2 separate regions of the Homo sapiens genome follow, and region 2 is linked to region 1. The links are chromatin contacts, found by Hi-C or POLR2A ChIA-PET in ENCODE. All regions are on one chromosome and are shown on one strand. The core of a region is the stretch at or near the end of the contact, and the rest is flanking DNA. Distances in the headings are between cores, read along the strand shown.

Evidence for each region. Hi-C counts contacts between places; a loop is a spot of excess contacts on that map. ChIA-PET counts read pairs that join two places held with the same protein, here RNA polymerase II (POLR2A). Pooled maps may share reads with other maps.
Region 2: a pooled map shows a loop between it and region 1 (2.4-fold over the local background). The contact joins two enhancer-like sites. A Hi-C loop is called at or near these places in 1 of 168 maps with a recorded cell type or tissue (gastrocnemius medialis), 1 of 37 single-sample maps with no recorded cell type and 5 of 50 pooled maps. POLR2A ChIA-PET finds 5 or more read pairs at or near these places in 7 of 52 experiments (BJ, HepG2, IMR-90 and 4 more).

What each region holds. Positions count from the first base shown.
Region 1 is chr12:108,771,709-108,775,461 of GRCh38, reverse strand. No RefSeq gene overlaps it. Among named protein-coding and RNA genes, the nearest start is that of CORO1C, 42 kb to the right of the region's middle. RefSeq lists an enhancer at 3,217-3,326. Within about 2 kb of position 1,566, at least 17 of the 41 ENCODE cell types and tissues checked have a DNase peak (open chromatin) inside an H3K27ac peak, as active enhancers do; they include gastrocnemius medialis, where a contact is called at or near this core.
Region 2 is chr12:108,831,349-108,835,101 of GRCh38, reverse strand. The region is part of intron 2 of SSH1 (slingshot protein phosphatase 1); the gene reads left to right. Among named protein-coding and RNA genes, the nearest start is that of MIR619, 3.8 kb to the left of the region's middle. RefSeq lists an enhancer at 3,310-3,419. Within about 2 kb of position 2,106, at least 26 of the 41 ENCODE cell types and tissues checked have a DNase peak (open chromatin) inside an H3K27ac peak, as active enhancers do; they include gastrocnemius medialis, where a contact is called at or near this core.

The DNA of each region.
Region 1 (3,753 bases), core at 317-2,816:
TTGCAGCTCCTTAATTTACACATTCAGCTACTTGGGACAAGTGACTGAATCTCTCTCCACCTCAGTTTCCCCATTTGGAAAACAGGAATAACCTCCTAGTAGTATTATAAAGACTAGCACTGTTGGTCTTTCCCTCTCGAAGTCCCCTCTCTCTCGCTAGAGAGAGCTGTTTTCCTTTCTCTTTCTTTTGCCTATTAAACCTCCGCTCCCAAACTCTTCATGTGTGTCCATGTCCTAAATTTTCCTGGTGCGAGATGACGAACCCCAGGTATTTACCCCAGACAACATAGCAGCTTCATAATGGGGACCTTGTCCGGATACCAAGGTACAACTTTCATCAAAACGGTGAGTAGAGGAGCAGACTCCACCTCTGACCTTTCATCTCAGGGCTCTCAGCCTCCATTTTAGAACCAAGTCAAATCAATAATGGGTATCCATCAGCCAGTTAAAAACACGGTTAGTGTGGCTGCCATTCTTAAAGACTCGGACGTCAGTCTTACTGGGGAGAACATGGAGAATCCTCCAGCACCCGTGGTTTGCTGGACATGTTTGAACCAGCATCCTTTCATGGAGAACTTAGCCGTCACGTGGGGCTGGGAGAGGTTTTGGAGCAACTGAGGATTTCTGGCTGGGGCTACCCCAGGTGTTATCCAAAGGCTTCTAGACTGACCCAGGCCTCCAACTGCCCAACGGGGTTTTGGCAGCAGGATCTCCAACTTTGCGTTTTGTTTGTTTGAGACAGAATTGCTTGAACCCGGGAGGTGGAGGCTGCAGTGAGCTGAGATCACGCCTCTGCACTCCAGCCCGGGCGACAGAGCAAGGATCTCCTATCCTCTCTGTGTATGCAATGTGCGGGAAGTTTACAGTTCAGGGAAGTAATCTTGTTCGCTATGTAAATCAGACACCGCCTCCTCAAACCTGACTATAAAATCCAGTGCATCCTCCGCTGGTGGCTCTTTTCCTCTTAGAAGTCTCCCCTCTCTCACTAGAGAGACAGAGCAGTTTTCCTTTCTCTTTCTTTTTCTTTTGCCTATTAAACCTTCGCTCCTTAAAAAAAACAGGGTAGCACTGTGTAATTAACACAAAGTAAATGCCCCTGAATCTTTATATTCTTTGTTTATAGAAAGTATTTAGCATAAGTAGCACAAAGTAATCCCTCAATGAGTAGTTGCTATAATCGTGGGGAAGACAGGCCGGCCCCCACAGGCCAGGCCTTGCTGACAGGTGGTTTCTCGTCCTACCTGGCAACTCCCTTAGCATCTCCTGGAAGAGCCAATGGATGCAAACCTGAGCTCATTGAAGGAGGCGCTCAGCTAGGATTTGCACTATGTCCTCCCACTCCCCTGCCACTGACCCCAAGAGGACATGAGGTCTGCCTCTCTCCAGACAACAAACACCATTTGTCCTCGACCTGGACCTGACCAGTCTTTCCCAACAGGCCTTCAGGGAGGGGAAAGGCATGGGCGGCCTGTGCGCGTGGGCTTGTCCCTGCTGTGATCCAAGTTACATCCTGTTCTGGCGTTGCTATGGCACAGCCAAAAACATCTGCCACAACAGACAGCTGGGACTGGCGGTTGGCAGCAGGGCTTGGATGGGCTGGGCTGGAAAGCGTGCAAGACTGAGCAAGGCCAGGAGCTGGGCAGTGATCTGGGACAATGCCCCGATACCACCAAACACACGCATACACACACACACACATGTGCATACACACATACACGTGTGCATACATATACACACATATACACACATGCACGTGCGCATACACACACACATGCACACACACACGTGCGCATACACACACGCATGCATACACATGCATACACACATGCACGTGCGCATACACATACACAGATACACACATGCACGTGCGCATACACATACACAGATACACACAGACATGCACGTGCGCATACACACACGTACACATACACACACATGCACATGTGCATACACATACACACATGCACATACATGCATACACACATAGGCACGTGCACATAAACATACACACACATACACATGCACGTGCGCATACGCATACACACACGCATACATGCACGCATACATACACACATGCATACACACACACACACACACACACACATGCTCTATTTAGGAGGCAAGTTGGACTTCTAGGACAAGAGTTCCTAATTCTTCCTAGGAAAGGTTTCTAATTCTGCCTTTTTTTCCTGAAGTTCCTGAGAGAAGACCTCAAGTGCATAGCCCTAGAGGGACTGGGCCCTCTGAAATTCTTGCCCTCATCTAGGTCCCAGCCAGGCCCACAGAATCGCCCAAGGCCCTATCCTGCTCCCAAAATGGAATTCGCTTTCCCTGTTGTTGTTATTGCTGGTGTTTTTCCTGATTAGTAAAACACAGTGATTGTAACAAAATCACATGATGCAGAGGAGTGATAACAGCTGTGCTTATGTGGCATGAGCCAGCTGCTGTGCCACATACCTCTCATTAACAAAATATACGTAGAAAGTGTTTAGAACAGCCCCTGGCCCTGGTAAGTGCTCTACACCATACCCGTAATCCCAGCACTTTGGGAGGTCGGGCAGGTGGATTGCTCGAGCTCACAAGTTCGTGACCGGTCTGGGCAACATGGTGAAACCCTGTCTCTACAAAAAATACAAAAATTAGCCAGGTGCGGTGGTGAGCACCTGTAGTCCTAGCTACTCAGGAGGCTCAGGTGGGAGGATCACTTGGGCCCAGGACATTGAGGCCACAATGAGCCATGATTGTGCCACTGCACTCCAGCCTGGGTGATACAGTGAGAGACCCTGTCTCAATCAATCAATCAATTAATCAATAAAGTAATTGTCAGGATGATCTGATTTTCTATGACAAGTTAGTGATACAGGTATTAATAACACAATATCTAAAAGAGGAAGTGAGGCTTGGAGAGGTGACATCACCTGCCTAAGTTCACATGATGAGTGTCCTACCTGGATTTGAACTCAGGTTACACCAATGCTAAAGCTCTAAGCTCAGAATCTCCCCCCTCCCCCACCCTTTATGCAGCTGTCCTTAGTTCTTGAACACCTGTTGCTCCTTTCTCTCCCCCAGCCACAGCCCTGACCTCATTCCTGCTGAAGGCCCCAGGGGCCTGGCTGAGGTCACAGTTTTGGCCACAGATCCACAGAGGCGACACCCTGTCTGAAGCCACTGCGGATTCTTTTCACTAGTTTGTCCTGTACTCCTGGGCTCTGAGGGTCTTGGGAACTCTCTACCTGTCCTCTCCCAAAGCATGGACTTTGGGATATCACCCCTCTTCTCTCCCTGCCCACTTTCTGTGCCCTGTGGTAGGGGCTCGCTGGGATTATAACAGTAATCATGAATGACAGAATTTTTTCTTTTTTTTTTGAGATGGAGTCTTGCTCTGTCGCCCACGGTGGAGTGCAGTGGTGCAATCTTTGCTCACTGCAACCTCCGCCTCCCGGGTTCAAGCAATTCTCCTGCCTCAGCCTCCTGAATAGCTGGGACTACAGACACGTGCCACCACACCCGGCTAATTTTTGTATTTTTAATAGAGACAGAGTTTCACCATATTGGTCAGGCTGGTCTTGAACTCTTCACCTCGTGATCCACCTGCCTCAACCTCCCAAAGTGCTGGGATTACAGGCGTGAGCCACTGTGCCCAGCCATTTCCTTTTTTAACAGACGGTTTTGCTCTGTCACCCAGGCTGGAGTGCAGTGGCACGATCACAGCTTACTGCAGCCTTGAACTCCTGGGCTCAAGCGATCCTCCCT
Region 2 (3,753 bases), core at 857-3,356, 59 kb before region 1:
ACACTCAAGGTGATGTGGGGAACTTAGCTGCTGTTGTGTTATTTGAAGCACTCAGTTGTCAGGAAGACCTGACCTGACCTCCAGGTGGCTTTAACTCGCACGTGGCATGATGCTGTGAGTCTTATTTGCCAGGTTCAACCTGTGTGTGGGGAGTGCCCAGTGTGCCCAGGGCACAGAGATGACCAGGGTGAGTTACTCCTGGAATACTGACTTCAGAGAAGAGCACAGCTTGGCCAGTGTATCTACCAGCACTTACTTTCAATCTACTGTATGTCAAGCACAGAGGGAGATTTAAAAAGCATGTGCATCCTGGCCCTCACATCCCATTGTGAAGTTAAAATATACTGGCAGGAAGATGGCTTCACCACTAGTTAGTAAATAAGTGGGTCAGGGAACACGATTTGGAAATGAGGGAACTTGGGTTCCTAGGTTCCTATCACTAAGGGTGGTCTTTCCTTCAGTATCCAAGGGGATTGGTTTCAGGACCCCCGCCTTTGCCGAGGATAACAAAATCCATGGATGCTTAAGCACCCGCAGAACCCACTAATTCAAAGAGTTCAGCATCCCTCAAATACTGTATTTTCTGTCTGTAGTTGGTTGAATCCACTGATGAGGAACCCGCGGATACAGAGGACCGACTGTATGTGACCTTGAGCAAGTGACTTAACCCTTAAGCCTCAGTGTCCTCACCTGCACAGTAAGAGGAGGTGCTAGAAGATGTTGAAAGGGAGGAGCTATAGCTCACAGCGAGGGCCACAAGAGAAAGCTTCCTGGAGAAGGCATAAACACTGGAAGACAGGCATGACGTCGGGAGGCAGATGGGAGGAAGGACACCATGAGCCGAGAACCACAGTAGGCTTTATGGGGACAGTGCTATAGCTGGGGATAGAACAGAGAATGCGAAGCATGGAGAACAGGGGGAATAGTGCGAGAGGTAATACAAGAATGGTTTTTTATTCTGAAATACTGTTTTCTAACTATATTCTAAGCCCCTAAGGTCAGGACATAGCAGATGAATGAAATTTAGGTTAACGACATACAATGGCTAATTGTGGCAACCCATAGAGAGTTAGCACAAGAAGTTTGGACTCTAATCAATAGATGATGTCACATGGCTAAAAGTTCTGGGGCTGGGAAAGAATGTCATGAGAGCAATGGTTAGCGGCTGTGCAGAGTGGGCGAGAGGCCAGGGAGGCGCTTGTCCTGATTCTTCTCACCAGGCCAAAAGCTTCCGGAGCTCTGCTGTCCTATACCACAGCTGATAGCCTCATGTAGCTAATTAAACTTAAATTTAAATTAACTAAAATGAAATAAAATGACAAACCCAGTTTCTTGGTCACACTTACTGCATCTTAAGTGTTCAGTCAACACATCTGGCCAGTGGCTCCCATACTAGACAGAGAGTGGGTAGAGAATACAACAGCCCTGGCCTTCAGGGACATTCAGAGAATGCAGCACAGAGCCGGGTGCACCGTGGGGCTGCTTGGATGTCGCCTGGCTCACGGGGGTGAGGAGGGCCAGAACTGGGTGGTGCCTGAGAGACCTGAAAGGAGGGGCCTCTGACAAAGTTAGGACTCGGTGACAAATGACTGTGGTATGGGGCTGCATACCATAGACAGGGCTGAGAACCTGGGACAGTCGGGATAATCTCTTCTCGGAATTTTTGAGCTGTCTCAGAAACATTTCCTTCATGTGCCTGTTATTTCTGGCGTGTTTGGCTGTCTTTGCTGCCATAGCATTTCCCGCACAGTGCAGCCTTTATACCTTCTGCCCTCGTGAAGGGGCTTAGATCCTGGTAGAGCAGATGATGCTTGGAGGAAGATGCATTAGCTCCAGCTTCCATGGGGCCTGAGGGCTCTTGGGGTCATCAGGGAACTATCTTAAAATTTGCTAAACCAAGCCAAGACACATCACTTGCTGTCTTATTTAGGGAGAAAAAAAAAAAAAAGCTTGCTTTTGCGAGCTCGCTGGTCAGTTCAGCTGCTTGCCGCTACCCGTTGGTTTGAAGGAGAGCTGTGTAGCTGGCTCAGAGAATGTCTCTTACTGTCTGAAATACTTTTGGACATTCCTTCTCTCTGAGAGAAGCCTACGCCTTCTAGCCAAACAATACATGTTCCAGCAGCAAAGATATTTGTAATGAGCCCTGCCAGCATTCCTTGTCTGTGACCCCTTTCCCTAAGTATAACGCTCTGCAGAGCTGGAATTTTTCTATGCTCAGCATTATGTGTTTAGGGGGGTACAATTTGGGAGCTCCGGTTGACAGGTGTGTCCCTAAAGTTACTTGTTTTCTTAGGCTCTGAAGAGTGACATTTGGAACGAGGCCCTGCCATGTTGCACTGCAAGGCCCACAGTGAAGAAGAACGAGACCTTGGCCCAACTCAGGGTCTTTGTGACTTTTAAACACGAGTTCCAAATGAGGGAAGAACCTGTGGGAGAACCATGGAAAGAATTTTCCATCCGACCTGCAGTCTTTAGCTAATCTCTCTCCAAATGGTGAATTTTCGATCTCCTTTACATCTTTATCAACTTCACTTTGCTAGGCCTGGGGTTCTGAATCCATCCAGAGCCTCACTGAGAGTGGTTTTGAGGTCAGTTGATTAGCTTTCCACGTTGCTGCTATTGCTGCAGGTCAGATGGTGCTGCTTTCTGACCTATGGATTCTTCAGGAAGAGCACCGAACTTTTTCAGCCCCATTCTACCTCTTATTAGCCAGATGACCACAGACAAGTCATTTATCTTCTCCCAGTCTTGGTGGTTTCATTTTCTTTTCTTTCTTTTCTTTTCTTTTGGGAGGCGGGGGTGGGTGGGACAGAGTCTCCCTCTGTCTCCCAGGCTGGAGTGCAGCGGTACAATCTTGGCTCACTGCAACCTCTGCCTCCCGGGCTCAAGTGATTCTCCCACTTCAGCCTCCCAAATACCCGGGACTGCAGGTGCACGCCACCACACCCAGCTAATTTTTGTATTTTTTGTAGAGGCAGGATTTTGCCATGTTGCCCAGGCTGGGGTTGTTTCATCAGGGGAATGGGATTGTAAAAATTAAGTGGAAAAATGTAGGGACAAACTCTCTATAACTAGAAAGCTATTATTTACATATTTAAAACAATATATGTTGATAGTATACCAGGCATTCAGGTGCTGAGAATTTGTGATGTTGACAGTGCGATGTCTCAACCACAAGCATGAGGTTTGTTTCTTAGGTTTGCACATTCTGAAACTTGAATTTGTGAGTTCACTCAGGGATGATCAAGTTCTAAGAAACCAATTTACGCTAACCAAACTTATAAGGAACTGATATATAAAGCACAATTTGTAAATTGAGGTTTATGAACCCACAGGGGGGCCTTTTATGACAGAGGCCAAATCCTCCTGGGTTCACAATAAGGTACATGTAGCATAATCATCTTACTCTCCTGCCCCTTATGCCTCTCTGTTTACTGATCCTTCAGGGCCTCGCAGGCTTCATTTCTTCCAGGGAGGCCTCCCTGAACCCCTGTGTGTACGTGCATCTGCACCTTCCACCTCCTTCCACCGTGGAACTTGCTGCCTTATATCGAAGTTACTGTCCTGTGCCTGCCTGGCCCTCCAGTGTCACTCCAGACCAGGTGTGGAGTGGTCTGTGGCATGGGTGGAAACCGGGTCTGTTTCACTTCTAAATTCTCAGGCCTTAGCACTGACCGGACACAATAGACACTCAGCAAATACTTGTTGATCGAAACCGAATTAACAGAGCCTCCTTTTTGGAATGCTCGTTGG